2 separate regions of the Mus musculus genome follow, and region 1 is linked to region 2. Evidence: chromatin loops called from intact Hi-C (ENCODE). Cell type or tissue: heart. All regions are shown on one strand. Each heading gives the region's core, and the rest is flanking DNA. Links, peaks and the distances in the headings are about the cores only. Region 1 overlaps Kdm4a (lysine (K)-specific demethylase 4A). Region 2 holds the start of Ptprf (protein tyrosine phosphatase, receptor type, F).

Region 1 (15,640 bases), core at 3,538-11,537, 140 kb before region 2:
AACAGACAAAAGCAATGCCAGGAGATATAACTCCGGCCCTGGTGCCCAGATCCACAAAAAGTAAGAAAGAACAAAACACAAACAAACCACTAGCCCTTTCATCATGTTAATATTTCTGACTATATATATATATATATATATATATATATATATATATATTGATTTTTCAAGATAGGGTTTCTCTGTAGAGCCCTGGATGTCCTGGAACTCACTCTGTAGACCAGGCTGGCCTCGAACTCAGAAATCCGCCTGCCTCTGCCTCTCAAGTGCTGGGATTAAAGGCGTGCACTACCACGCCCAGCTGTGAATTTGGTTTTTAAAAATGTATTTATATTAAAATCTAGCATCATTTGGAAAGATCTCCACAGCCCAGGATGGCAGTGTTTTCTGAATGACCAGCATACAGTCTAACAAATCACGGATGAGACGCACCTCAGCGTGAGGTGGGCGGACGGACGTCATGTCTGTCTCCATAAGGCTCAATGGGCTTTTGGATTTCATGTTGTTTATGACTATTTTAAAAAAACTGCTGCTTGGTCAGGCATAGTAGCACACACCTGTGCTGCCAGTATGCACAAGTTCAAGGCCTTTCCAAGCTACATGAAGCCTTGTCCCAAAAAGCTAAAAGATCAAATTACCCCAGTAACAAGACCTGGTAACATAGGACTGTAATCTCAACCAGTCAGGAGGCAGGAAGATCAGGAGTTCAAGGCCTGCTTCAGCTATAGATAAATCCTATTTCATATCTTAAAAACGTGAAAGGACCGGGCAGCAGCTCCACAGACAACAGCTAAGGCCCTAGTTCCAATGCCCAGTTCCAAAAAGAACTCATTTCAACTCTCAGAAATGCTACTAAAATGTTGTTCTCAGGGGACCGGGGAAGGGGGGACGGACCTCTGTGAGTTCCAGGCAGCCATTGCTACACAGTGAGTCACTGCCTCAAAAAGTAAAATGTTACCTCCATCCCAACTGCGATTCTATGTCAGGTTTTCTTTCCATACTTTTTTATTTCTTTCTATCTATCTATCTATCTATCTATCTATCTATCTATCTATCTATCTATCTATCTATCTATCTGGCTTTGACATAGGCTCACTGTGTAGTCAGGACCAGATCTGAACTCTAGAGACCCTGGCCTTAATCTCTTATGAGCTGGATTCATAGGCCTTATACCATGCCCTATATGTTAATCGAAACAATGTACAACAAGAGTGAAAGAAGAATTGACCTGAAAAAGATTCATAAAACTGGGGAAATATGTCAATATGACACAGACACAGACACACACACACACACACACACATATCAAATAGTATTAAGATAATAGCTAATCTTAGTTTTAATTTCTAGTAGAATAACTATTGATAGGTAACATTCACAAATACACGGTCTCTTAGAACAAAAGGCACTCAGACAGGAGCAGTGTTTGGAGTTAGAGCCAGCAACACTTCTCAGCGCATGTGTGATAAGCGAGACATCCTGACCTACAGCACAGCACCAGGTCTGGCTGAGCGCTTACTAGTCCCTGACCGTGCTACTACCAGTGATCACCCTCGCCTTCACAGTTACACTCTGCCTGGTAACTAACTGTGGTGGTTTGAAGGAGGATAGCCCCTAGGCTCCTTGGTCCTTACCTGGTGGAATTGCGTGGAGAGGATCAGGAGATAGAGCATTGATGGAGAAGGTAACCCTTGGGGAGGGCTCTGAGACTTCAAAACACTCTTAACCGTGTGTGTGTGTGTGTGTGTGTGTGTGTGTGTGAGAGAGAGAGAGAGAGAGAGAGAACCTGTGTCATCATGCCCACAGAGAGAGAGAGAGAGAACCTGTGTCATCATGCCCACCCCATGCCCCTATGTCCAACCTGGAGATCAAGATGTGAACTCTCAGCTGTTCCTGCTGCAATGTCTTTGCACCATCGACTCTGAAACCATAGGCCCCAAATTAAGTGCTTTCTTTTATAAGTTGCCATGGTCATACTGTTTTGTCAGAGCAACAGAGAGTAACTAAGACACTAATTAATATGCTTTTGGCAATGATGTTGCTAATGTAGTAAAAATGCGTGAAGAATCACTAAGGAAAAAATGGTTTTGCCCTTCTGTGTTGGGCGCATAGGCTAGCACATGAAAAGGAAGGGCAAAGGCTGGGGAACCTGAGCTAAGCTCTGAATAGCGAGCCAGGAAAGCTGGGCTCGGGTCCAGGTAAGGCTCTAGGGTTTCAGGTGTTGATAAAGCTTTCTTAGGTAGTTTCTCTGTAGCTCCAGAGCCATCACCAGTGAAGAACCCAAAGTAAACTACAAACACATCCTGAGAGGGCATGGCTGAAACAAGGGTTGGATCGTTCTTTTAAAGAATCATGCCAGGCAGTGGTGGCACAAGCCTTTACCTTTTAATCCCAGCACTTGGGAGACAGAGGCAGGCGGACCTCTGAGTTCAAGGCCAGCCTGGTCTACAGAGTGAGTTCCAGGACAGCCAGGGCTACACAGAGAAACCCTGTCTCGAAAAAACAAAATACAATAAAAGAATCCCACAGCTTTAATGCAATGAAACTGTATCAGCAGCGGTTTGCTTCCAGAGTGTGAGCTTGCATCCTGAACTAGATGCTATTAGAAATAATTTGGTCTGAGATATAAGCATATTTCAGTGGACTGCAGGGAACACTGACTCCTCTGAACTCCTCGGGGAAGCTGAGCGCCCCAGCATGTCCACTCTTCCTTGAAAGGGAACCTGGGAATAAAGGCTCTTTCTGTTTGGAAACTGACCAGGGGCAGGCAAAGAGACCACAGTCATCCAGCCGGCAATAACAAGAAGATGTCCCAGACCCAAAGTGCTGCCAGAAGCCGCTTTCAGACATTACCACTATGTCCTCAGGATAAAGGTTGTCACTGAAGGAGCCGTCGTCAAAGTTGACTTCGTAGAAGGTCTCGGTGGTGAGTCTGACCACCTCACACTGGTAGAAGCGCCCGTTCTTGTGTTTGCTGATAACCTTCTGGCCCGCCGTGATGCTCAGCAAGGCTCCCTTAGCACGCTAGAAGGAACAGCCTGGGTTAGCCTGGATCGCACTGTCCCCTATGGGGCCGGGGAAAATAAGTGTGGCAAAGGAAAGACTGAGACAAATGGAAGGCAGAACAGGCCTTTCCAGACACCTACATTCCAGCGACAAGCCACTCACATGAGCTCTGAGCTCCAAGCCAACTAGTTCTTAGATGATACTATCTTTTTCTTTGATTATTTTGTTTTGTTCTCCAATTTACAGCAATGTCCTGCCTCAGCCTATCTTATCCAAAAATCCATGAACTCACTTCCCTTCATGATTTCCCTGGAACTAACCAAATAATACATTCTAATGTGTACACCTCAGGTATGTGTCATAGCATCTGGATAGAGACGCAATAGGTAGCTGGTGCCCTGGGCCCTAGACCCTGAACATCGCTAACCAACCACTTGGGCATTAGCTCTATCCTCAGGAGAAGGGCACAAGAACTGAGATACTCTGGTCTGCACAGTGAGTTCTAAGAAAACCAGGACTACAGACCCTATCTCAATAAAACAAAACAAAACAAATGCCAGTCACTGTGACAGGCACAGTGAAGTCACAGCATGCCTGTTTCAAGATGAGAGATGTCACCTGGAGAATCACCTGGAAGCTAAGTGGCCAGCTAGCCTGGGTGGGGGATTCGAGAAACACTACACCCACAAGGCAGACGGAGAGACCTGACTCCCAAAAGCTGATCTGCTTCCCACGTACACTCCAATGTATGTGCAGAGCTGCACACAAATGACTCGAAATCCTGGCCTTCCACAAGTTATCCTCACTCAGAAAGAGAAGGGACCTTAAATGCGGCGGGCCAGGGCCTTCCCCAGGGCACTGCTCACTTTTTATGACTACCTGCCAGATTCCCAGAACCACCCTGAATGTTCACTCTTATTAGACATACTCCTCTGTTTCTGAAGCTATGATTACACTCTAACTCCCCTCTACTTCCTTGGGGCAGCCCCCCCCCCCCAGGCTCCTCCAGAACTCCACATGTCCTGCACATGTCACCGCCCTCCTATGTGGCAGAAAATGTCCAACTGTCAGAGGGTTCAGCTCTCACCACTTACAGAACGGCTCTGACATACCAGGCTCTTGGGTGAAGATGCTCAGGAGACTTAAGCAAGGGAACAGGTAAACCAAAGAACCAAGCCATGGTTTGTCAGTGCCACTGAACTGTGAAGGCCAAGGCAAGAAGTGGGTCAGGCTGAGCCATATGTTAATTGCTAACTCATTAACATTTTCCATCAAGGATATGTGCTGATGTAATAACTTGGCAACATGCAGAGAAAATGACCCTGAAACCTGTCAAGAGGACTCTATTATGGTGCCCTCTTACCTCCAGATTGGGAATCTTGTGACGGAAGCACGTGATGAAGACAACAAAGGGCCAGTCGTCGGGTTGCATCATCACCCCAGCAGCCTGGGCACAGCTCACATGGAAGGCAGTGGGGCAGCGGCCATGGGAGCACTGCACACAGCAGCCAGCATTCCGTTTTCTCCGCTTCTTACAAAAAACACACTTCTGCACAGGAGAGAGAGAGAGCACACGATTCCGTGGAATGGCCATCCATCTCTTCTTGTTTTCCCTCCGAAATGCATAAAGCCAAGCCATCAAAAGCCAACTCCCCCCTCCCCCAATACGTGGGAGCACCTAGGGACTGCTCTACTCCTATGTCCAATGTAAAGTTCCCATGAGGCAATTCAGCCTCACGAGGGGAATGAGACTGACCAAAGCTAAGCTGAAACGCACTCAGCTCCCCAGATTCATCAGCGGGGAAGCTATGCAAATCCCAAGCCCACTCTGGCTTACCAGTTTGAAGCGGGGCAGAGGGATTTTGCTCACATCCACTGGACTTCTTTCAGCAATGTTGACAAACCTTGCTTCTAGAATTGCCACTGCACATGAAACATGAACCCATCTGCCAAAAGAGGAAGTTTCAGTCACCCGTTTTTATAGCCCCAGGGGCCTACTGACCAAACTTCCTCTATCACCCAGCATGACCGATGGAAAGCGTCATTTACCACCATATGTAGTACTGTGCACACACTGCCCGAGGCCAGTGCAGGGGCAACCCGCTTACACCACCTCCTTGCTCTGGCAAAGCGCCTGACCGAGAGTGGTGGGCTTTTCCCTCCCAGACACCTTTTGGGAAACAGACATGCCCAAAGTTGGAATGTTGGGGTTCCACTGATGTGTCAATTGCACAAGGCCCGGGGTTCAGCCCCAGCTCGATATGAAAACCTATAGGAGCCATGGAATCAAAAGTCTGCACTATTGGTTGGGCTGTTATTGGGGATGGGAACAGGTCTGGCCTTAGAGGGCAGAACATGGATCAAAGGTTAAAGGGCAAAGATGAGAGGTTCAAGCAGAGCCATTTCCACTTCAACAAAAAAAGTTACCAGCCAGGCTCTACCTGCCCTGGGAGAATTACAGTGACCACTGGTAACAGCCGTGTTTCAGTAAAGGAGTGAGGATAGCCACACAGCCATCCACCACGAGCGGACAGCCACACAGCCATCCACCTCGAGCAGTATGGGGATCCTGCCAGGGTGGGAGGCTGGACACCCGTGGGGTTTTATTCAGAGACAGGCCATCCACTGCCGGCTGCTGTCAGCCCACATGTGCTGTGCTACTCTCTACAGAGCAAGCCCTCAACAGCTTGTGTTTCCTCCTCAGAGGAGGTAGACCTGAGACAGCACAAGGGTATAACTCAATGAGAATTACGTGTACGGAGGCTGAGAAGCCCAGAAACTTCTATAGCTCTAACAGTGGGTGGCCTGCCTAAGCTCTCCCCGGTACCCAACAGGTTCCCCTAAGGACATCTGCCTGATCTCCACCAGCAGGTCTAGCCAGGCAGTTAACTGTGGAAAGTGCTTGGCACTGTATTATCTATAATCCCAGTCTGTGGGAGGCTGAGGCAGGAGGATCAACAGTTAGATGCCAGCAGGGACTACACAGGACATTTCAGGAGACCTTGTCTTGAAAGAAAGAATCAGGACCAGAGAGCTAACTCAAAGGTTGAGAGCACTGGCTGCTCTTCCAGGGCATCTGGGTTCAATTCCCAGGACCCACAGAGTGACTGACAACCGTTTGTATCTCTAGACCCAGGAGACCCAAAGTCTTCGTCTGGCCTCTGTGGAAACCTGTGCACAGGATGCCCAGAGATGCAATGCAGGCAAAACAGCCACACACATAAAATAAGTGCATTGTTTTTTTTCTTTAAAAAGGAAGGCAGGCAGGCAATTGTAACCAGGTCAGTGTCCTCACTTCCAGACCACAAAATGCCTGTGTCATTTTCTCAGGACTGTCATCTCTCAAAGAAGGACACTGCTTACGTCTTGCCTCTGAGGAAAAGGTGAAGTGAGACAGGCAGCCTAGGCCAGTCTTGCTCATTCTATTCCAGCTCCGTGCCATGGGCTGCCCGAGTCCTCACCACCCCTCCGGAGCAGCTCCTGCCCTCGAAGCACTGCACATGCTCAGAACTGGGCCTGGGCGTCAAACTTCCCAGAGAACTCACCTGTCGTCATTGGCTCTCTGCAGGGCCCCTCCACGCAACGAGCATAAGCAGCAGTCCTGTCCGGAAAGCAGAAGGAACACAGTCACCAACAACTCACTACATACAGTCTGCCCTCCTGAGACTTCCTGTGGACAAGAGCAGTGTAGTGGCAGGTAGGCCTTCAGGTACATGCCCTGCAGTCGGGACTCCCCTGAAGGAGACAGGCCTTAGTGCATAATTAGAACTACAGAATGAACCACTTGAGCCCCATTCTGAGACTCCAAACCAAGAGTCGAATTCTTCAAAGGGAGTGATGGCTGCTCCAGGGACAGCTACCTGATCTGCCCTCACAGCTCTCAGATCCACTGGCTCTGACATCTCCGAGTACCAAATCCTAAGCCAGCTGCTCTGGACATAAATTGTGTCCAGCATGGAAAGAGGCTAGCCCCAAAGCCACCCCGATCTCTGAAGACGATGGGAAAAGCATGGGGCTACTCACTTCCTCCAGGGCATTGGCTGAACATCGAGAGCACATCCATTCTTCAGAAGCCTTGGCAGGAGGGACGCCATAGCAACCTAAGGACAGCAGGAGAGCAAATGCAACCCAACCCAGAGGCTGCCGTTAGAATGCAGATGCACAGTGCTCTCCCAAAGACAGTAAATCATACAGAAATCCCAGAGTCCCCAGGGCTCAACCATACAGTGTGGCCCGGAGACCCAGGAAAGTCAGAAACTGTGGATTCACTGGTACAGCTCCCTAGTATGTATCTAGAGACCCCAAGTTGACAGGCACTGGGATGGATGCTGGAGCCACAAGGCAACTCATCCACCAGCCACCAACTTCCCAAGAAGACATAAGCATCTTTTGCAGCAGGAGACTGGGAAGGCCATTCGGTGACAACTTCTAGCTCCCGTGAGAGGAGGTGAGAGGTACTCACTGGCGTGGACCCGGACACTGCACTTCTTGCAGGACACTAGCATGCTGGTGCCATCCTCCTCTAGGTACGGGGTGGACAGATTGATGTCTGTGCTGCAGCCAGTGGTGGTAAAGCACATTTCGGGGATCAGTGGCTTGGTCCTCTGAGTCTGGGCAGCCGGCTCTGAAGCATCCCCACAGCTCTGACTGAAGGCTCCAAATTCCACCTAAGTGAACGGCGGAGAACGAACGGGGGCAGGGTGGTGAGCACGCGGCTGTGCTCCTAGCCCTCCACCTGCTCCATCAGCAGAAAGCTGGGCCTCTTACGGGTATGACTGCAGCTATAGCTCCCGGGTGCACAGCCATTATCCTGAAGCTACTAATTGAAGTTACCTCTAATGACTCAAATTCAATTTCTCACAGCAGCATCAAACAAAGGGCCCTGGGGGACAACTGAGAAAAGGGAACAAGTAAGAGGCACCTGGGACTTGAGTCTTCCCAAACCAAGTGATAATAAAATTCACAGAGACACCAGCAGCCAGGCACTGCCTGTCCCCCAGGTGCTATGCCACATGGCAGCCCCACTCGGGGACAGCACCCAGAGTCCGTGCTCCTAACGGACCAGCGCTGACTGCCTCTGCCGGGCCACGTCAGCAGGTCACCTGAACTGTGGCACTGTCACATGGCTGGGTCCCCACCTGTGATTCCTGGCTTGAGGGCTCTCTAGAAAGAACATTATGTTTCATAGTCCTCTTGGCAAACTATAGTCACTACAAATATCCTCTGGCTCTGCCGCTGGATGGCACCATGATCCTTATTCCAAGGACAGAGCCGGGAAGCGCGTCACCCTCTGAGCCTATGCCATTCAAGAAACTCTGGCCCCCACCTAAGAGAGCTGCTGACAGTAACAATCAGGCAGTCACGTCCCTCACAAACACGGCACAAACAGTTCTCTGCTTTGCTGCCAGTTAATACAAAGAAGTAGCTGTTGATCCAGCATGTGGGTCTAGATGCCATCCTTCTGCATGCATGAGCCTGGGCCCTGCCAAGCTCAGGGCAGCTGGGCCACTTTAACTGCCATAGGGAAACTGCCTACCTACTGCCACACGGCGTAGGACCCATTTGAGCCTGAGTTGGTTACTCGGCACCTGACTGCTGTGAATTCCTGTCTGACCTTCTGGAGCTCGACCCAAAGCGATCCACACTGTGAGGTCATCAGTGGACCGGCATGGGAAGCCCACAGTTGAGCCCAGCCTTCACTGTGGCAGAGCCTCTGCCCTCCCGCCTCCCTGGCCCCAGCTGCCTTCTGCTCAGGCAGCACTCACTATGACAATGAGGAGGGGAAAAAAGAAAATGGCATGAGAAGACCGGGCTCCTGGCCCAAGGCTAATGTCAAATGGGAAAGAAACTGCATTCTTGTACCCTAATTGATCAGGACTGCATAGGATCGAGAAGAAAGAGCCCTGGTCCAGAAAGATAAGAAGAAACATGCTCTGCAAACATCGAGATCTGTGTCACAAACAAGGGTCACCAGATCAAAGCATTCTTAAGTGTTATCTGCCTGGCATAGCCACGCGAGCATTAACAGAACGAGGATACTAGGGGAAAGGCCTCCTAAGACAAGCAGTGACAAACCTCGCACCCACAATTAAACCCCGCTTCCTCCAATTGCTGGCCCAGGATATCTGGCGGCAGCAAAGCACGCTCACCTGATGGTAGGTCTGGAAGATCATACACACAGCACAGTGAGGGGCCTGTTGGGCCATGATCTCATTGAATTCCTTTTCAGCCTCAAAGTTCGGGGGTCGGTTCTGCCACAGCTGGCTCAGAGGCTTGGCCCAAGCCTCTGTCTCCTCAGCCTCCTCCTCGGGGGTCAGCTGCTCAGAAGTCTCTAGAGGAGGAAACAGAAGTGTGAGTTAGCACCAGCCTGCACACAGGAGGTCTGCCTACAGTGCGGAGGAGTTCAGCCAGTGGCCCTGGCTCCAGGTTAGGACTAAACTCAGGATTCCAGAGGATGATAAAAGGCAAAGGCCAAACAATTACCAACAGACTCCTTTTAGGCCAGGGTGACTTAACTGGGATGTGAGTGGGGACATGGGGGACTAGCCCGGGAGACTTAGCTGGGATGTGAACGGGGACATGGGGGACTAGGGTGGCTGTCGCAACTGCTTTCTGTTGTCAGACTGGCTCAAGGTCTCTATTCTTCCTCATGTTCTGGGTGCTCATCCCACTCTGTCCCCTGTAACAGCTGCCACATTCAACCCTCTGCCCTCTGTGGGCAGCAGAATAAAGCAGCAGACAGTCAGGAACTATGCGGTTTGCTGCCTCCAAAATGCCAGCGAGTCAAGTCCGTTCTCCTCTGGGCTTTCCCTTCAGTTGTCCTGGGGAAACAGGCCAAGACAGGACTAGTAAGGATGAAAGGTGTTACATCATGGCCCTTGGTCAGGACTTTCCCCGCTCACTCTGGAAAGTCCAGGTCGTGGGGGAAGAACAATCTGCCTGGTGGGGGGCGCCGGGGGGGGGGGGGGGAGGCATCCCAGGATCTCAGGAGATGAATCTTCTTCCTGGCCACTAAATGTCTATGTCAACCAGGAGCTTGTGAGTGGAGAACTCACAGGCATAATCCAGTAGCCAGGAAATAAAACTGGCTACTGCATGTTCAAAGACTGGGAGAGAGGGAGGAAAATGCTGATCCTGAAGAGCATCAAGTATTATAAAGCCTCAACCAGCAACTTGCTGGCCTTCCTCAGAGCCCCGGGCCATAGACTCCTCATCTCTCTTCAGTGTGCTGGGCAGCAGCAGCAGGCCTCACAACTCAGGCACCCTTAACCACGACCAAGGAAAAATCCTCCTCTGGGTTCATCTTTCCACAAGAGTGAGACTCACTGCAGAGTGGAACACAGTGGAACTATTCTCACAAAGCAAGAAAGGTGCAAAGCCCACTAGTTCCTGGCACACACAAGGTCAAGGAGCAGGGCAGAACCTTAACAATTTTGAACGCTGGAGAGAACTCTGATAGAAGCAGGAGCAAACGTCGGGACAGATTGATGCAATAAACAGATGAGGAGGCGCAAGCCTGTAGGAAGTGCTGTTGCATGTGGAGATGAGAAGCCCCTGTTGTCTATCCCTCTGGCCATGCATTCAGTGGCTGACAGGAAATTGGCTTTGACAGTGCGCCCATCAGGCATCGCCATGAGGCTACTGCCCAGGGGACTGTGGATTTGCAAACCACTGCAGTGCTACTGGCTACGATAAAAACACTCCTTCCCCCAGAGGCCCGAGGTCTCTGCAAAGAAGCCTAGCGTAAGCTGTGGTGGGCACACCTATTGTAGGTGCCCACATGCTCGCTCTAGGCAACTCTAGCATAATGCAGAGAAGCCATTTCTTCCTCCACCTACCATAGTCAGGTTTCATCTACAGGGACCTGGCAGCTGCCACTGTGCACAGCCAGCCCCTGTGAAGGGCCACTGTAGCGTAAGGAGGTCAGTGTGAACGAGCCAGACAGCCTCTAAGAGCCCAGAGTGCCTGACCCCAACATGAGGGACCAAGATAGTACAGCAGGGACAGAAATAGACAAGCTCATAGACCCGTCTTCACATACTGACATCTGCTCTACTCACGAAGCCAAAAGTGGCCCAAACCATGACATATGTGAACACTGAATGCCAAGGGGAGACTTCCACTGTGTTAAGTGAAAATTGCAGAGATCAGAATTCTAACAGTTTACATATGTAAAGCTTCACGGAGCCTTATAGTCAAGACGTGTGCATCGCACTGAAAATGTTGTTATTCAGATAAAAATGCCTTTTTAAAAAGCCAGAAAAAGAGAGAGGAGAGAGAGACAGACAGACAGACAGAGAGAGAGAGGGAGAGAGAGAGAGAGCGCGAGCCAGCACGCACTTGGGAGACAGAGGCAGGTGGATCTGAGTTCAAAGCCAGCCTGGTCTACAGAGTTCCAGGACAGCCAGGGCTAAACCGAGAAACCCTGTCTCAAAAATAAATGAGAACAGTGAAGAGACCAGATAACCACATCCTCCTCTCAGGGACACAGCAGGTGTCCAGGAGAAGCCGAAGCTGCCAGAGCAGCACCTGAAAGCGGAGGGAAGAAGATCAGGAGGAGCTCAAGGCGAGCCTGGGCTATACCACAGCCTGGGCTATACCACAGCCTGGGCTATACTATACCCTGTGTCCATAATGTACCAGCAGAAAGAAAGCAGACAAACTCACAGTAAAAGTTCTGATAGCAATGAACACATGGGGGGGACCACACAGAGTCTCCTTTCACTTTGCCATGACTGAACACTGCTTATCACAAAAAGTAGAGACAGATGACATCAGTTACATAATTCCAAAAAGACATACTCAGACAACAATTCACACCTGGGCTGGAAGTGTGTGCTCTCAGTATTCACAAACTCCTCTTTGGATAATTTTTCTTTTGCCTCTTGGAAACTTTTTTTCCCTACGGTCTGTGTCTTTTTGTCTGATTGGTTAGTTTTTGCCTTTTTGAAACAGGGTTTTTTATTCTGTGTAATCTTGGCTGTCTAAGAACTAGCTCACAACCACCCGTATGACCCCTCCTCTGGTGCGTTTGAAGTCAGCTACAGTGTACTTATGTATAATAATAAATAAATCTTTGGGCCGGAGCAGTCAGGGACTGAGAGAGTGGAGTTGACCGGAGCGAGCAGAGGTCCTAAAGAATTCAATTCCCAACAACCACATGAAGGCTCACAACCATTTGTACAGCTACAGTGTACTCATATACATTACATAAAATAAATAAATAAATCTTAAAAAAAAAAAAATAACTCACTCTGTAGACCAGGCTGGCCTGGAACTCAGAAATCTGCCTGCCTCTGCCTCCCAAGTGCTAGGATTAAAGGCGTGTGGCACACCTGCCTGGCTAACCTGGGTCGTTTTAAAGCATCAAGGGAAGAAATCATACAAGAGGCAGAAGCTCTCTGAGCACAGACTCAGAGGGACAGCTGGGACAAGACTCAGAGTCTGGCCACTTCTGATCCCAGGGCCTGTAGGCTGTCCCTGTGCCCAGGCTGTCCCATACTTTCTAAGAGGAAAACTGAGAGATGAGCTGTGACAGCATGTCACAGGAGAGGAGAGGAGGAGAGGGGCTCCGCACTGGAGAGTCAGCAGTCCAAGTGGCTCTGGTTCCACAAGCATGCACGAGCCAGTACCTGGGAGGCCTGCCAGCACCAGCCTGCTGCTCCAGGCAACTGAGATGACCACTCCCTGCTGTTGTCAAGATGCGCTTCGAAGCTACACTTCCTAGTTCTTCTTGCACAGATCTCTTAGTTCCCCTTTCTGTCTCCTCCCCAGGCTCTTCTGCTCCTCTGTCCCACCTCCAGCCCCTGCTCAAGCTTCTAGGCATTCTTGATGAGTGAGACCCTTTCATTTAAAAATACTCCTCCACATCGATGTCTTCCCACATCAATTTTCTCTATCCACAGTAACCTTGGGTTTCTGAAGCCAAAAGCCTTAGGACACAAAGATGAGGCCATCAACTCATCTTCTTCCCTGTGGTCTACCCTTCCAGCTCTGCAGACTGCTGCCCAATCCGGCTGGCGCCGTCTTCACTACTTCCGCTTCTCCCACCCCACCAGCATCCGGGCCCAGTGGTGTCTGGGAGCAGTCCTTCCAATGCCAACCCCACTGTGGTGCTCCCCTTCTTCAAACACACCTCCACGGTTCCCTATTGCGTGTGAGGACAGCCTCAGTAGGCTCGTGAGAGGAGCTGTGGACGGCCAGCCCCACGCCTGCCTTGCCCCTCAGCTCAGTTCAGGCGGCAGCGGTGTCCTCCAGCTTGAGCTAGGCAGCACTGCCCGGCAGCTCCCCTGCCTGCACCCCCATTCCCCGTCTCATTCCTGCTGTCCCCTCAGCTTGGATAGGGCTCCTTTCTTTACATCCCTTTAGCTGGCAACCCCACTCCTCGGTGGGCACCTTGAGGGCAGGCACATATCTTAGCCAGCTGTGCATGCACAGAGCTTGGTATCACTGACGCAACTTACTATCCTGAAAAACCAACCTTGTACCTCCTAGGAAGAGAAAAGAAAGAGGCTGCGTACAATCACACAGCCCACCAGCTCTGAACTGTCCTGGGCCCTGGGCCCACGCCCACCCCTGACCTCTGACGCCCGGTGAGGGCAAGGCTCGCTGTGGGGACCCGCTTTCCGTCTAGTGAAGAGAGGAGACGACTTACCGTCATCGCTGCCGCACTCCTGCAGCACGAGTGGGTGGTGGCGTGGGAGCTTGCTCAAGGGCTGGCGGCGACCCTTGGTCTTCTTATTCTCCTCCAGGGAAAGCATGTACTCATCTGCAACCTGAGCAAAGCAGGGCCGATCAGCAGGTGATGACACCGCAGGGCAAACACCCGAGAGCCTCCCCTCTCTCGGGAGGCTGAGCTTAGAGGACAAAGGCTTGAAGGGCCACGTGTGGGATACAAAGTCTCAGAAACAGGAGGAAGGGAGGGAAGGCAGGAGAGCTGAGGGGAGAAGAGGGGCCCAGGGAACAAATAATGTAGAAATGAACAAAAGGTCAATTTGGGGGCTGGAGAGATGGATGGCTCAGTGGTTAAGCTGCTCTTCCTGACACCCACCCGGCAGCTCACAACCATCTTAAGCCCCATTTCCAGGAAGTTCAACGCCCTCTTCTGTAGTTCTCAGGCACTGTACACATGAGTGCACAGACATATACTGGTGCCACGTACTCACGCACAAATAAAAATTTAGACAAATCTAAAAAACATGTCTCAGAAAAGCAGAAGCCATAGTGCCATGCACACTAGTCTATACTGGCACACTTTAGAACTTAGGGCAAAAATCTGTGTATGTCTTGCTTCTTGGACTTCTCAGAAGCCACCTAAACAAGGCAGGGACTCTCCCACTTTAAGGTCCCTGCCATGAAACACATCAGGACATCAGAGGAGTCCAAGCGGCCCTGTCCTTTGGAGGTCAGCATCTGTTCAGTGCTGGGCCGCTGGGCCCTCTATACTGAGAACTTAGACGACAGACAAAGGGAGGTGGCACCTAAGCCATTGCAAGGATAGCAGCCCAGCTCCAACTCCACCTTCCACCCTGTGGAGACTGGGCTCTTGTGGCCACTGCTAGCACCCTTGGTGATCTGAGCTTCCTTTCCTCCAAGAAAGAATGTCAGCCAACACAGGGTGTCTGCCCTCTGGCCCAGGTGACATGGGAAAGTTGTTTAACACTGCATTTGCATCATGCCTGAGCAAACATAATTAGGTTTAAGACGTACAGGACTGATTAATACTCCAGAGTTTCTTTTTAATCAGCATGCTTAAAAATTGGTTATACTGACATTACAAGACACAGACTTGGCAAAACCATTAAGGGAGGAAATGAGGCCTAGAAGCTAGCCACTTTTCGACACTTATGCCTCGGGTCTACGGAAAAGTGGAGGCACTACAGGCCACTTTAGAGGTCTCCTGGACCCATGGAATACAGAGCATCTCGGAGCTTCAGGACGGCGCTTGGCATCTCAAGAGAAAATAGTTCTGTATCGGCCACATTCAGGCAGAGAGCCTGTTCCTGCGAATACAAGTGTACCAATAGGTCCATGAGACCACCCAGTCAACAAATGTTGACTCAATACCTTCGATGTGCAAAGGCCCCTCAGGAACGGAGGAGGTGTGAAGCAACAGACTGACAGGACAGGATCTAGATCTCCTGAGTGAAAGATCAATCCATGGACCGTACCAGAACGAGACAGAGTAAGGATCTTTGGTAGGCACTGCCTGTGACATACAACCAGACTTCCAAAGAGACCCTGCCCACATGGTATACCCAAAGCAGTGTTTCTCTAATGTACAATGGGGCACCATGGTGTAGTTAAGGGGCACTACCCATGCTGTGCATGTCCAGGCCAGGCTTAACCCTCTGCATCATCAAGTGACCAATGTACATAAAAAGGCCCCTCAGCGGATACAAGTGAGGAGCTCCACACAGCTGGGAAGGCTCCCCAGGACTCCAAAAAGTAGTATGGAGTCCCACAAAGCTGCTCATGAAGCAGAGAGGTGCCCAGAACACATGGCAACCCGAATATCTAGACCTAATGTCTACTTATCCCAGAAGACAGCAGGAACAGGAAGGAACCACACCTCAAGAGAAGTTAGATTAGTCTGAGGACAGAGCGGCCTCCAGGATAGGCCACCGAAGCATGG
Region 2 (15,640 bases), core at 3,644-11,643:
CTAACCTTGTTCCCTACAGCTCCAGCCCACCGCCCTGAGTACCCTGCTCCTCCTCCCATACTCCTCAGTTCACAAGCAGTCTGTTTTCCATACAGAAACATGGGAATGGAGAAGCAGGCAGACTCTGGTGTCATCTGGAAGCCTATTTCACACCTACGGCAGCTGATGAACCTCATCACTCCCCACCCACCTCTGTCCCCCACGCTAGCCAGACAGCTCCCCTCCCTCACGTCCCACCCCCCACCCTTCAAGGTGGTGGTCTGTCTTTCCCACCTCCCTAAACAAGGCTCAGCTCCCTTCTCTCCCTCATCCCACCCTAGCGTCTCTCAGCCACGTGCACACAGGACATCCCATCCACAACTCTATATGAATCTCACAGCAAAATCCAAGTCATTGAGCCCGGCCCACAGCCACCCCTGCAGCCCCGGCCGCACACTGGGGCACACTCACCGGGTCTCTGCTTGCTTATACCAGTCACTCTCGCTGGGCAGTCAGCACTGAGGGCAGGGCACCAGGGCCTCCGCTCCTTCCTGGACAGGGACGAAAAGATGAGAGAACATTGAGAATTTCATCGAGGCAGAATATAAACTGACACAGACAGACTTCTGAGACTCCGTGTTCACGCAGGGGAAAGGAAAGCAGGCTGCAGATCTGTGGGTGCCGGCTGACCCCCGTTTAGTCAAAATACCTATCTGGTTACTTCACTGCATTTGCTTGATGTTCCTGAAGCACCTACTATGTGCCTGCCCATCTGTCCACTTCCCTATACCCAGGAGTGACTCAAGGCCAAGTGAGACCATGGGTGTGAACTCCAGTGATCCTGGAGGAGAGCAGTCACCCACCTACCTCTGGAACCCCACCTGCCAGCCACAAGAGCACCCTCTTCCCATCTTCCAGTGTGCCCTACTTTCTCCTGCCCTGCCCATGCTGACCAGTTAGCATTCAGAGTTCAGATCCAACGCGTCTCTGGGAAGCCTTCCATGACATCGTCAAGTTCATGCCTGGACTTTACCTCAAAGCAGTGGCTGCAAACGTTATCTATTTACTGACGTGACTCTGAGTCACCAAAATAAGCTCATTAGACACATGGGGCACACTTGCCTGGCTCAACTCACTACCCCCAGTGCCCAGCGGGAACCCAGCACATAGTAGGAGCTCCGTCAATGCATGGTGAGATGGTGAATTCACAGGAAACAGCCCAGCCTGGAGGACACGCCCCAGCACACACAGCAGCCTTCAAAGAAGCTTCAGGAGCAATATTTATTTTTGACTTTCTGCTTCTCTGTAATTTCTAAAATGAAGGTGTGCCCCTGGATGCCTCCTCGGCTGGCACGCACGGCGCATCCGAGCCCCGCCCCTTCCTTCTAAAACTATTACTGAGGTCTCACTAGCACTGCGCACGGCCCTGGTGGGGCAGGGCTCAGTCACCCCCTTATCACCTCATCAGTAGCTCAGCTACTCCACTGGTACCCACGGGGAGCATCCTGCAGCCTCACCCCACACTCCCAGTCCTGCCACCTGGCTCTTCACCGACCCAGGACTGATGCTCCTCACCGTCCACAGACTAACAACCTCCACACACACCTGTCCTTGCTTTCACCTTTTTAAAAAAGATTTATTTGATGTGTATGAGTGTTTTGCTTGTATTACATATGTGTACCATCTCTGTACATGTATGAGGGGGCTCAAGTTCAGAAGAGGGCATTAGATCTCCTGGAACTGGAGTTATGGAAGGTCGTGAGCCACCATGTAGGTGCTAGGAACCAAAACCCCGGGCATCTGCAAGAGCAGCCAGTGCTCTTAACTGCTGAACTCTCTCTAGCCTTTGTCCTCACTTTAGACTGGTCACCTTTGGAAAGTTAGGGAGTCTTCTTAGGTTAAAAGACACTGCCTCACTCAGATCTCACCAACCCAGCCTCTACCGACCCATCCACCCCTTGCCAGACCAGAACCATAGGCCCTAGGCCTTAGCATGTCAGTATGGACTTCCTACTCCCCCAGTCTACTGCATTTCTCCACAACATTCCCAGTGGCCACTGCTCTGGCAGCAGGCTGCCAAGCAGGTCTGGCCAGAGAAACCAGCTCCTGAGTTGCAAACTCAAAGGCCCGTTTGTCTGGAGATGCCTGCCCAGTGTCACAATGCTTGCTGTGGGGCTGTTAGCACCACCGTTGCTCAGGAACCCAGGCAGAGGAGTAGTGTTCAAGGCACCGCATGGTGACACGCCCCTGCCAGCAGCACCATACCTCCTGCCTGATGACAGGGACAGGCCCTACCTAAAGCAGGAGCCATGAGGCAGGTCTCTGAAACACACAGGACCTCAAGGCTACTAAGACCCCAGGGAACACAGAACAGCCCAAGGCAGTATTCTAGAACAGTGCTCTGGACCACACCAGTCCAGGATCAAAGAGGCCCAACCCAGACTATCAAGTCACCACCAGCAGTCCACAGAACTACTCTAAACCCACAAGGGGACAAAGCCTAGAACAGTCAGGATGGGCAGCTACCCAGAGAACAAACCGGCATAGGCGTCTGGAAGACAGACTGGGTCTAACTGGATAGGACTTCAGTGAGGAATCGCGTTCAACCCAGAAAGGTCTCCGGCCAGGCTTAGGGATCAGTTTGAGCGAGATCGCGTAGAAGGAAGGCCCTTGCATCAACCTGGCTGGCCTCGCTTGGGCTTTGCGTCACCTGCCAGCCAGACTGAAACCCGGCCCACCAGTGGGACCAGAAACAAGTAGAAACCCAGAGCACAGACAGGGACTGAAGCAACCTCCAGGCAGGCCTGGGGCCGCACCACAAACAGTCCCCAGAAAACGGCAGATAATACACAGCCAAGGAAATAAACTTGAGCTCTCAGACCCAGAGACCCAGAGACAGAGATTTGGTGCATCTGGACCCTGGAGGCAAAAGCAGAACAAAGAATCTTAGGAGGAAGAAGGCATTAGACCACCACAGAAACTGCCCTTCCTCAGAACCCTCTCCATCCACCTCAAGAACTCTCTTCTCCAGGGCCCCACCTCCAGCCTTCTCACACCTGCCTGTGCCCTGTAGGTCACATACACTGGTACAAAACACAGTCCCATCAGTGACCATGAGGCTGGGGGACAACCCCTGCCTGGTTGAGCACCCCACCTGTAAAGCCCCAGCCCAGGGCAGCCATGCAGATGCCTTTGTCTGGACAGTGTGCGCTTCCAAAGACAACTCTGTGACTTAGTGATGGATTCTGATGGAAGAGTTTATTTTCAGAAGAAACATCAAAACAACTGCTACCACTGAGCAGCCCATACAGGGCGTGAGGCCCTGGCCCAAACACCCCGTGCTTACCTTTAATCTGCCTAACAACCCGACGGGGCATGCAGTTTTCTCATGCTCGTTTGAGACATGAGGTTCAGAGATGGCTAGCAAGTTGTTCAAGGTCAAGTCGAACTCCAGCTGTTAATAATGTGGGCTCCTGGCCACTACTGACAGCTGTCTTGCTTGAGAGAAGTCACTCCTAGCCCTCATGAACTCCGGATGTCCTTCTTTGGCTTAGACATTATCTTCAGACCAAATCCTGTTGTAGGAGCTGCACCTTCACCAAAACTCAAGTGCTTCAAAGACAACCCACGGGGCCTGAGCTCAACATCCACCTGGCCTTTGCCTTTCCTCCCCAGGCCCTACTTCAGGGACTTCAGCAAAGCCTGGGCTCCTCCCTCCCTCCACATCCCACCCACCACCCTGTCCTGTCAAATGTGCTTTCTCCATGGCCTGCTGCTCCTCCCTGTCAAACTAGCTTTCTCTCACCTGACTTTCTGCAGGCGCCATCCTTCTTTCTCACTTGGAATACCATCTCCACCCAGAACTTTCCATAGCCCAGAACCATCTTCTAGGAAAGAAATCGGCTGTAGCATGACCCACGGTCTCCACCCAAGCCTTAAGTTCCTAGCCTCTCCCCTCTGGGGTTTCAGAAGTCTTGTACAAGTACCTCACAGAACATCCAAGGTTCCGTGAGCTGCTATGTCTCCGAACACACCACAAAAGATAACATCTCTCCATCTTTACTCATACCATCTAAACTTTTTAATTAACTAATTAATTAATTGTGCAGTGCCGGGAACTGAATCCAGGGCCTCCAGCCTGCAAGGTAAGGCCTGCCACTGCATTATTTTCAATGCTGCTGATATTAATTCCCTTCCCTCCATCCAAAGCATCCTTTCTCTTTTTCAGCTGGCAAACTCCTACTGATCTGTCAAAGCCCACTTCAGAGAGCCCATCCGTAGTCTCTGAGACTCGTCTCACACTGAACCTGCAACTCTGCCCTGTCACACAGGAACTGCTCCAATCCTCTCGCTTGGGCTTGGAGTGACAGTTGATTTTGTCACCCACCTCAGCAGCTGCTAAGAGAGGCTTCCCTTTCTACACAGCTGCTAGTCCCACAGGAAGCAAGACTGCCAGGCCCAAAGTGCCTAGGCCTGTGCCTGGCACACAGACAGCAATCAATAACAGGTTACTGACTCTCTTTTCCTTCCCCACGAAGTGCCTGCTCACTCCCACAGCTGCACAGTTCTCTCGGCTTCTCATAGCAGCCCTGAGGCCCACCCTAGTCTCGATTATCTTTCTACAGGGGACTGAACCTAAGACCCGCAAAGAGATCTTGCCCTGTCACGCTGGAGCGCAGAGGTTGTTCAGGCTGGGGGCTACCTCCTCCCACTGAGGTCCTCAAACTGACTCTAGTACAGGTGACTGGGAAGAAGTATAGAGACAGCACAAAGCACCGGGAACAGTATCTTGCTACACATCAATACAACTCACAAGGCAAGGTTTCCAGCCAGCCTAGCCTTGCTGCAGTTCACCTCACCCCACCCCCAGCAAACTGCTTCTCTGGCACCCAGAACTAAAGTCCTCTTCCCATAGCCCTAAACACATGGGCCTGGACAGAGGGAAGGGGATGCGGCTGCGAGAAGAGAAGGATCCTATTAAAACTGTCCCCATTAGAGGAAGGGAAGAGGACCATGGTGACTCAAGGGAAACAAAACCATGAAGGAACTGTATTAGAAAGTGCAAGAAAGCATGTGTGCAGCAAGGCCTGAGGCTGAGTGTGCAGGGCGCACGCACAGACAGGTGTGCCCTGTGTGCAAGCACAGCGGGTTTCTGCAGGAGGGCTCCTCCTTCCAGGGACTGTGAAGTGCACTGGCAGAATGGAGGGTGAGCTGAGACCCAGAAGGCAGGTGGGAAGGTGGGGCCTATGGGGTATGTGGCCTGAGCCCTAGCTGAGAGTGAAGGCTTGTTCTTAAAGAGTCGTTGGAGCCCTAGGCATATCCACATAATCTGTAAAAACAGGGATTTTCACGCTCCCTGAAGCAAGAGTTAAAACGGAGCCAAAACAGAATACCCCCCCCCTGCCCGGCCCCCGATTTCCTGTCAGACCTCTCCCCTGGATCCTATCAGGTTCCTGGTACCTCCCAGAGGATCCCAGACTGGGCCCTTCATCCAGGAACTACCACTGACTGTCCTTCCTTCCCCAGGCCTACCAACCAGAAAATACTTCCCCGTATTCCCAGGCCAGAGCCAGCACCGGGTCACTCAGGATGCCACCCTGGGCCCTTCAGCAGCACAAGTGGAGTCTTCCTCAACAACAGCCCTTGGTTATCCAGCATCCCCAGGCCGGCCCTGGCTGCTCTCAGGGTGGTCCTCCCTCCCATTCCACAGCTACTGGCAGGTAGAGCTCCCACCCCACCTGCTCCAACTCAGGGGCCCTGCAGAGGGAGGGGGAGAAATGGGGAGAAGGGCTAGCCCCTCCCCCTCCCGGGGTAAGAAGAACCAGAGGGGCCGCATTCCGGAGACGTGGGGGAGGGGGCCTGACAGAGGGGGATTCAGAGACACCAAGCAGAGAGACACCTAAGGAGGGAGCTACAGAGACATGGAGGCACAGAGGCCCGGGGAGAGGGAACAGGGAGACCCGGGGAGAAGGAACACGGAGACTCGGGGAGAGGGAACATGGAAACCTGGGAGAGGGAACAGGGAGACCTGAAGAAAGGGAACACGGAGACCTGGGGAAAGAGGACAGGAAGACCAGGGAGAAAGAACCCGATACTCGGGGAGAGAAACAGAGACTGGAAAGGGAGAGAAACCCACGGCTGGACAAGCTGAGACCGCAGGGAGGAAGATCGGGAGGCAGTGAGCGACACAGGGAGCCGGAGACACCTAGGGAAACCGAGAAAGGCGCCGAGACGAAAACCCGGGCGCAGAGACTGGGGACCAGGCACACCCGAACGGGACGGGACGGGGCGGGACGCCGGGAGGCGACTGAGTGAACTTTCGGAGCGGGTCCGAGCGCACCCGTCCTCCCGGGACGAGCCGCTCTGGGGCCTCGAGGGCGCCGCTCGAGGTGGGGGTTGGGACCGCCCGGCCGGCCCCTCCCCGGGCCGCGCTCCGTACGGAGACCAGGGAAGGGGGGCTCGCAACTCACGCCCCGCTCGTCCCGGGGCCGCACGTGCGCCCGGTTGCCCGCGAGACCCGGCGTCGGCTGCGGCTCTTCCGCCGGCGGGGAGGGGGCGCCGTGGGACGGGGGAGGCGGCCTGGACCCGCCCGGGGCCGGCGGGGGAGGCTGAAGGCCGCCCCCGGAGCGCGACCGCGGCGGATGGGGAACCGGGCGCCCACCGGCGCGGGGAAACTTTGCACGGGGGGTGCGGGCTGCGGCTCAGGTGCGGCGGGGGCTCGGACGAGATCGCGGGCGCGGCAGGTGGGGGCGCGGCCCGGCCTCCGGGCGCCCCCGGGCCCGCCCCCGGCTCAGCTCCACGGACGCGGGGGCAGGGTGGGGATGGCGCGGAAGGGCCGCGCATCGAGGGGCCCGAAGGGGGCTCGGGGGGTCACTCACCGCCTCTCCGGGGGCCGTCGGTCTGCATGTCCCCCCTCGAGCCGCTGAGGCCGCCGTTCTCAGTCCGCCGCTGCCGCCGCCGTCGCCCGCTCCCGCCACCGCCACCTCCACCGCCGCCCGAGCAGGAGCCGGAGCCGGAGCCGGAGCTGGAGCCGGAGCCGCCGCCTCTGCCGCCGCCGCCGCCACCGCTCCCGCGCCAGCTCCAGCCGCGCGCGCCCGCCCGCCCGCGCCCGCGTCCCTGCCCCTGCCGTGCGCGTCCCCGGCGCCGCCCCTCCCCTCGTGCACTCTCGCTTGTAGAGGAGTGGAGCTGTAGGCCCAACGAGGCTGCAGACCAACCCCAAGTCTAAACCGCCTGGAACATCAAAATTGAGCTTAAACCTCAGGAACGAGCGTGGATAGAACCAAACTTAGACACAAAAGTCCAGACCCTCCCAAATCCTCACATGTACGTAATACTTCTCTAGGGTCCCCTGCCGCCAATCCAACCCAGAACCACCTTTAAACCTAATGTTGAGTCCAGACCCTAAAATTTGCCTAGCAATCAGAAAAAGTAGTAATTTTTTTTTTAACTGAACGCCTATAGTGTATGGACTCCAATTACAGATTCGAACACTAAATGGCTTCATTTCTTCTACCTGGCCTAAGTTTGATATTGATAGCAGCCCCAACCCTTGGTCTGAATGGAGTCCGGTATAGATATTGAGACCCTTATACAGAAGAAAATACTATGCTAAGGCAGCTGCCTCACACCGGAGCCCAGTGCTTTCATGTGTTCTAGTCTCTGCTTTATTTCTATCCCAGACAAGAACATTTCCCTGCTGGGATTCTTGATTTTTAAAGAAGATTTTTATTTATATATGTATTTGTGTGTGTACGCCAGTGTGTGTGTGTGCTTGTATATGCATATTCACCGTGTGGTGTTACAGGAGGGTGTGAGGAACCCAGTGTGGGTGCCGGGAACCAGACCCAAGTCCTCTGCTCTTGATTGCTGAACACTCCAACGCTGAAACTCTCAATTCCAATAGAAAAATTGGAACTGGGTCACCAGAGGAGTTGGGGAACACACCCTAATACAGACACTGATCTCAATACCTCTCCCATCTTGGTGATCTTTTAGTATAATAATCTGATCCAACTCTAATAATTGTGCAACCTGAGATGGGACTGGCTTTACAGAAACTCCACACGGACCTTTATCTCTACACCGCTCTTCCCCTGTGCTCTGATCTGAGGTCAACCCCACCCAGAGGCTAACCAATATCCCAACATCTACACTAATTCTAGCAGATATGAATGATCCCCGGTCTCAAGATCTGTTCAGTATACGCCTTAGCATTGAATTCCAGACTCCTTGTCCACAGCCACACCACCCTGAAACCATCCACTTGCATTTGAACTTCACTGACCTCATGTCAAATTCAAATGCACGTGCCACCGTGTCCAGTGTGTGCAGTGCTAGGGACTAAACCAATAACCTGCTTGAAGATTTATATTCCAAGCTGTGATTATAGGGACTTGGTGATCTCCAAACAAGAGCCAGCCTTGGCATCAAAGCCTTCAGGCTCCTCACGTGAAACTATCACTTAGAAAGTCATCAAGGTCACGCCAGCCATTTTCTGTTCCCAATCCCACACCACGAGGCTTCACCATTAAGACAAGAGGTGAGACCCTTCTGGCCTCTACAGCCTGGATCAGGTGAGATCCTTTGTGAAGGCTCTGGTCTCTGCATAGCATCTCTCCGATTTTTCTGAGAATTTAAAATCAGATGAGAAATAAAAACAAGATCTGGGGACTATTGAGGCTCCTGGGTTCTCAATGGTTACCTGCTAGGTTTAGGGATCTGGGTTGAGGATCAAGTTCAGGGGAACACCTAAATCACAGGGCAGCTTTTGTCTTGGAGCTGCATTCACAAGCAGTACGCGTGCGCCCCCTGGTGTACGATAAGGCAATAGGCCTGGCTTCCGAGAATCTGGGCACTTCGGCCCAGATGACAAATAGATCAAAATGAATACTCCTAAGGCAGTGGTTTTTCACCCACGGGTAATTTTGTTGTGCTGTGGGAGAGCTGCTGCAATTTTTTTTTATCCATCTTTAAATATATTTTGTCTGTTTTTCAGAACTCTGACTGTTTAGTTCCCCAGTTTAAAAACATATAATTTTCGACCTCCTTTTCGCTGACTTCTGGAAACAGCTCTTTCCCCTGGCTTTACCGGCCTAGCCTGCCCTCCATGACCACGGGTTCTCCAATTACTTGGCCGCGTCGTCTCTTCATTTCCACGGCTCAATACTAGGTCTTTCCTTCTCCTGCCTCTTTCCACCCCTTGGCCCCCGTGTGAGCTCCAGCTCCTTGGACTAAGCCCCTTCTCTATGCTATGTCTCAGCTGTCCCTCAGATAAATAGAATTCCTGTCTCAGGTCTATCCCCATTCATCTCAGGCAAGAAACTCAGTCACTGGACCAGAAATATAGATCTCCTGCCCAATTGGTCGTCAGTCCTGCAAACTTCGTGAAGGAGACAGAGACACAGATGGGATGAGGAGAGACTGGTTAATTCTGACCTCCACATTAGCCCAACCAAAGCCAAACTCAATTTTTAAATGTTCTTGTACATAGTTATATGATAACTCACCCTTCAACTTACTGAACCTGGAGAGAGTTCATACTTGCTGAGGGACATTGGCTTCTTCCAGAAAGCCACACTTGGGCTGGGTTCGTGAGTTACGTCCCCTTGAGTTGTCACCACATCTACATCTTTGTGTTTCCCTCATCTAAGACTCTAAGGACAGGAGGGATGTGTCTGCTTCATCCACTGCCTTGTTCCAGTGGCCAACAAGGGCGCCAACACTCAGCAGGTGACTGGAATGTATTTATTAAAACAGTGAAGGGCTGGAGAGAGGGCTCAGCGGTTAAGAGCACTGACTGCTCTTTCAGGGGTCCTGAGTTCAATTCCCAGCAACCACATGGTGGCTCACAACCAACTATAATGGAATCCGATGCCCTCTTCTGGTGTGTCTGAAGATAGCTACAAGGTACTCATATACATTTAATTAATTAATTTAAAAAAACAGTGAAGATATTTTTCCCTTCTGTTCACAAGGAGCCACCAGATGTGAATGACCAGGTCAAGAAAGTTTCCCTCACCAGGGCTTAGGCAGTCACCCTGCAATCTTCGGTGGTCTTGGCATTTATGAATAGAGAAGCCCACCTGTCTTTTCTGCTCACCACCCTGAATGTCAGTAATGTGAGGTTTATTTGGTGGTCCTGTACCTCTGCCCAGTTTAGTGGCTGTGATACTCACAGGTAGGAGGGCTGAAGCCCCGCCCCACCCCCGCCCCCTGGCTGAAGGCGGCAGACCCACTCACTGCTAAACTAGCTAGGCTTCTGCTTTGGGTCACTCAGACCTACATTCTGGGGCCACCACAGCCATCTCAGGCTCTCAAACTATTGGTCTCTGTCCCATCTCTCACCTACTTTTTGGCCCCTATTTGGTATAGTACATATGAAGGCTGGGCAGAAGAACACTGGGACCCCTATGGTCTAATTTCAGAATGTATAGCACCTGGCTGCCCACAAACTCAGGGGAATGAAACAGAGGCTCAGGCCCTGAGGCCACAGGATGAGAGAACAGTCTTGGGGGGGGGGACTAGATGGCATATGAAGAAATAAAGCCAAGTCTCAGACCAGATTGTCAAACTCTGAGCACAGGGTCCATGCAGACCTGCCCCTGCTGCCCTGCTCCGAGGCCTGGAGGGGAGGCATGTCCTTGTGCTCATATGTGAAGGCCAAGTGATGTCTCCTGGCAGCAGTGCTGTGTCTGCTGTGTCCCAGCCCCAGGGTGCAGGGTGAGGGAAGCGCCAGATGTCAGTTCCCACTCTCTATTCACCCTTTGTCCAGATCCTGGGCCCACTGGATGCCCCTCAAGTTCATGACGTCAGTACATCTCTTAGCTGGTTGAAATCGAATTACATTTCAGCCTGAGTCCCCACCCCACCAGGTCAGCAGCAGTTCTGTTATCCCTCACAGCTGCCTTTACCCTCCCCTTGCTGAAAGTGCAAGAATTCTGGGGCTTTGCACAGCCCCAAAGTTGGTCCGTCTGTGCTCCTGAGCCTTTCAGGGAGAGCTTTAAACAGATACTCGAACAGTGGCCATCACTGTAATGGGGTATCCCACTATGCACTGTCCACTTCTCCAAGGCCTCACTTTCCCATCCTCATTCCCCCTTCATCCCAGGCTCTTTCTAGGCAGCTCCACCCTTCACAAAGCTTCAGCCTTTAGTCCTTGGCGTGGTTCCCCCTGCCCACCCCCCCAGCCACCGACAGCTGCTTTCCAAGGTGGTGGGGTAGACAGTGCTGTTTACCTGCCCTCCCGCATGCCTCTGACGGACGTACGTCAAGAAGAGCTCAGAAGACACAATCACCAGTTCGCCTTCCTCCCGGTACAGATGGGAGAGAAAGGCTGAGTCCCTTGAACACAAAAGCCTGGCTAATGTCTCTGCTTCCTTGCCAGTGAGTCACTGTGGTGGAGCATGATACAGGAGCTGATTTCTCAATGGAACAAGCTAATGATGACTTCACCCTAGCAGGACTCCCTAATGTCCTTATCGCCAAGTGAAGCCACCCACACCTGCTCCTTCCTGCCCATCCCCGTGGTTTCTAAGGGACTGGAGGTTGCTGTCCAGCAGATGCTCTGACTTCTTCAAGGCTTTGCTCTCCTTTCCCCATTCGTTGCTTCCTCTTTGCCACTTCCTGTTCTGTCACGCTCAAGCCTCTCCTGCCCTGAACAGAACTCCCCCGCCCCCATCCCTCAGGCCCACACCCCCCTCGGGCACACCCCCCTCCACAGTGGGAGAGACTTCAGCTCTTCTTCACTCTCTCCGGGCAACCTTCTTCACTCTTCCTCTTGTTCACTTCTAGGTCTGCTGCGGGTCAGGTTTGGATGATCACTAACTTCCTCTTCTGAATCACTTTCTGTGTGTACAAAGTGTGTGTGTGTGTGTGTGTGTGTGTGTGTGTGTGTGTGTGTGTGTGTGTGTGCATCATATGTGTGGACGGGAATGCAGGTGAGCGTATGGGAACCAGAGGGCAACCTCGAGTGTCTGTCCTTGCCTTGTTTGTGACAGTCTCTTGTTGTTCACCTCTATGCCACATTAGCTGCATTCTAAGCTGTGGGGGATTCCCCTGCCTCCACCTCGCATCTCACCAGTGCTGACTTGGCATTATATGGGTTCCCCAGTTCCTGTAATGATGCCCGATGGCTGTACCTCCGTGTCATGTCTAGCCTGGTGGGTGTCCCAGTAGCTCCGTCTGCTTCCCGCTCTACCTTGAGTTACTTTTATTCCCGTTACACAGTTCTTTGACCTTGCTGTCCATCTCTTATAAGAAGTGTGAATCAATCTCTCCCTCTCCCTCCCGCTTCCTTTCCCTCTCCCTCCTCTCCCTTTCCCCTCCCTCTCCCTCCCTCTCCTCATCTCAGTCCCCCCCCCATCTTTCTGTCTTTTCCTGGGTTTCACGTTGCCCACAAACTCTCTCTACAACTGAGGCCAACCTGCAACTTCTCCTTCTGCTCCTGCCTTCCGAATGCTAGGGTCACAGGCCAGTACCACAATGATCATCAGTGTATGCGGTTTGGGGGCTCAGACTCCAAGTTTCATTCATCCTGACAGAGCACTCCACCACCCGAGCTGCAAGCCCCCTCTTAACAGCACACACTGGGCCTGGTCCCTGCTGCACCTCACTGTTACATCAGGTCCCTCTGCGAGTGACCCTGTACTCTCCCGATGCACCACCTCTTTTCCTTCCTCCCTCCCTCTCTCCCTCCCTCCCTCCCTCCCTTCTCCTCCACGGCTGATTTAGGTCCTAAAGCCTAACACTTCGTGATGCTCTCGTCAGTCCTCCTCGCTCCTTTACCTCCCACCTCTTCATCATGTGTGGATGGCAAAAGCCCAGCTCTGAATGAGCCTTCCTGACGTCTCCCGTCTGTGCTAAAGCAACCAAGAGACACTGGTTTGGTTTTGTTTTTGAAGGAATGAGCTAGTGGAATAAGTGCATGCAGCAGAGAGAAGGGGAGAGAGAACACCTAGCTTCTCTGGAGACTGGAATACCAGAGATGTACACAGGGGGCCATACCCCACAGCCAGGAGTACATGTAAGGTCAGTATTTCTCCACTGGACGACAAGCATCACCCCGCAGGCAGGCTCCTGGTCTTTTGTGGAAAGTGGAGCAGAACCTAAGAGAGTACCAGGCAACACAGGTGAAGGAATTCAGATGTCAGGAGGGGCCTCCAGAAGCTGCACAGAAACTCGATGCTGGATGCTCCAGCTCTCAGGGACTCTCCATCCACTGCCATGCCATCCTACCCTCCACCCCCAAGACTCAGTGAGCACAGAGCAGCGGCTCAAGGGGAGCCTGACATTTAAAGAGCTGCTGACCTAGGTCTGAGTAACACCCACAGCCCAGATCACTTCCCCTCGCTAACGCCTTCCTTTCCTCTTTGTGAAAGGGGATAAAACAGCAGAATTGGAAGCGGGACACAAAATCGTGTTTGTAAAGCACTTAATCAGAGCACACCCTAGGTTCTAGAGCTTAGAAGCTATTTGATGGTTTTAGAATTAGCATAATCAAGCTTCTAATAGCATCGGCTTGGAGAAGCGTTTTACAAGCTCATCTCACCGGGTCTCCTATACTGGATAACCCTGACTACCCTCCACCGGAAGCTCAGCCTTCACCCCTGTCGGCCTCCTCTGGCACATGCCCTACGCTTGTCTAACTCTACTTTCCCTTCCTTATGCCTTAAACTCTCAGGCCCCTACAGATAAGCTTCCCTCCAGTTCCTGCCTAACCAAGGAAGCAGCAACTGTCCCAGGGGGTGGGGGTAGGGGGCTGCCATTCCACAATCACAGAGCAGAGTCCAGGCAGAGCCTTCCTGCTCCCAAAGCCACTCCCAGATCATTATTCCTGCAGCCTCAAGGAAAAGCCCTGCTCGCTTCAGGCTCCTGCCATCTGGCTCACACAGTCCCTTCACTCAACCAAGATTTATTGAGTTTCAGAGTCTCTCTCTCTCTCTTTCTCTCTCTCTCTCTCTCTCCCTCCCCTCCCTCCCTCCCTCCCTCCCTCTTTTTTTTTCAAAAGGGCTTCAGGTACACTGACATGGTGGCACCCTCAGAAGTGGAGCAAGAAGATCATGAGTTCGAAGCCAACCTGGCTGCATAATGAGACCCCGGCTCAAACAAGCAAGCAAATAAACAAATGAGCCAGATCAAAACGTAGGCTCTGGGGAGGGTCTTGAGGAGGATAAAGGCGATGGGGGTGGGGCAGGAGGGAGCTGCTAGGCTCAGGGTAGGGGAATGAGACATCAGTGTCTAGGTGCTGACCAGCTTCAAGAGAGCTGATCCCTGCCAAAAAGGTTTGGCTTATGATTGGAGTATATTCATTATAAATTACACTTTAAATTTTCATATGGGGCAGCTGAGACAGTAAAAGCACTTGTCATGCTAGTCTGGTGACCAGAGTACAAGAGAACTGATTCCCAAAAGGTGTCCTCTGACCTCAGTATGTGTGAAGAGGCACACACACACACATACACATACTCACACACACAAAGAAAAAACTCTCCCCAATATATGTGAGTTTTGGCTAACTTAAACAGGGAAATAGACTCTTTCTTTTAAGTACTTATGAATTTATTTTATATAAAACAGGAGTAACAGAATTCGGGTGTTATCTTTGTTGCTTCACATGGAAGTTGTGAACAGTCCAAGCCACGCAGAAGGAAGTCTAGACAATAGCATCGAGCATGCTACTGAGGGTGGGAACTTTTGGAAAAGATCAAAAGTTAGACAGCCATTTATCTTCGTAGTGCTCTCATCACTGAAGGAGAACCAGTCTGCTTTTCTTCTTGAGCTGCGCGGTCAGGAACTCATTTGCCATGGTATAAATAGCCTAAGCTGGGCTGGGAGATGGCTGGGTGGATAGAGCACTGGCTGCTCTTCTAGGGAGCCAGGTTCAATTCCCAGCACCCACATGGCAGCTCACAACTGTCGGAAACTCCAGTTCCAGGAGACCTGACACCCTCACACAGACATATGCAGGCAAAACACCAATGCACATAAAATAAAAATTAAATGATATATATTATTATATATATTAAATTATATGTTTATGTGTATATATATGTATGTATATGTATGTATATATATATATACCCTAAGCTCTGCAGGAATTACCTCTTGATGTGGCCCAGCACCTGGAACTTGACGATGTTCCATCTACAGAAAATACTGTTCCCTTCCCTGAGCCCTAGCAGCCCCTCCCCTTCACCACATCACCTTTATCCTCTCCAAGACCGGAGACCAGAGCATGAGCGATCACAGATGACTCCCTTTAAAGAAAATAAGTGCACATTTTCTTTTACTAATTAATTGATTGGTTTTGGGAGGGGTCTCATGTAACTCATGCTAGCCTTGAACTTCTGACCTTCCATCCCTCCACTTTAGAGTACAGAAATTATGGTTTTATGTGGTACTGAGGATTCCTGAATGCTAAGGAAACCCCATGCCAACTGAGCTACACTCTGGACCCTGATAATGTAACTTGAAAGACAACTCATGATGAAGACAGAATATGGCATCAGGGTTATAACCAGAGCTTTCCAAAGACCAAAAAGAAAAGAATTTCAAGTCAAACGAGGCTGGCTATGGTGACTCACACCTGATACCAGCATTTGGGGCTAAGACTGGAGGATTGTCACAAACTGGAGACCAGTCTCAATGGTATAGCAAACCTCTG

The links. Hi-C counts contacts between places; a loop is a spot of excess contacts. Peaks named below come from ENCODE experiments on the same cell type or tissue, not always from the same donor. Only the 100,000 strongest peaks of a DNase experiment are listed, where the experiment ranks them.
Region 1: a loop joins it to region 2, with 4 times the contacts of the local background. A loop is called at or near these places in 4 of 42 quality-filtered maps.

The regions. Positions count from the first base shown.
Region 1 is chr4:118,139,530-118,155,169 of GRCm38, forward strand. It overlaps Kdm4a (lysine (K)-specific demethylase 4A), which reads right to left. Exons shown (of 22, transcript NM_001161823.1): 12 at 13,661-13,781; 13 at 9,156-9,337; 14 at 7,469-7,673; 15 at 7,030-7,106; 16 at 6,552-6,607; 17 at 4,844-4,952; 18 at 4,370-4,555; 19 at 2,854-3,024. Among named protein-coding and RNA genes, the nearest start is that of St3gal3, 12 kb to the left of the region's middle. In heart, for the core only: a CTCF peak has its summit at 8,240 (motif pointing right); DNase peaks (open chromatin) are centred at 4,952, 8,262 and 10,942; H3K27ac peaks cover 505 bases.
Region 2 is chr4:118,284,323-118,299,962 of GRCm38, forward strand. It overlaps Ptprf (protein tyrosine phosphatase, receptor type, F), which reads right to left and starts at 7,075. Exons shown (of 33, transcript NM_011213.2): 1 at 6,858-7,075; 2 at 451-530. In heart, for the core only: no CTCF peak of the experiment used is centred there; DNase peaks (open chromatin) are centred at 7,109 and 8,789; H3K4me3 peaks cover 3,029 bases; H3K27ac peaks cover 2,887 bases; H3K27me3 peaks cover 147 bases.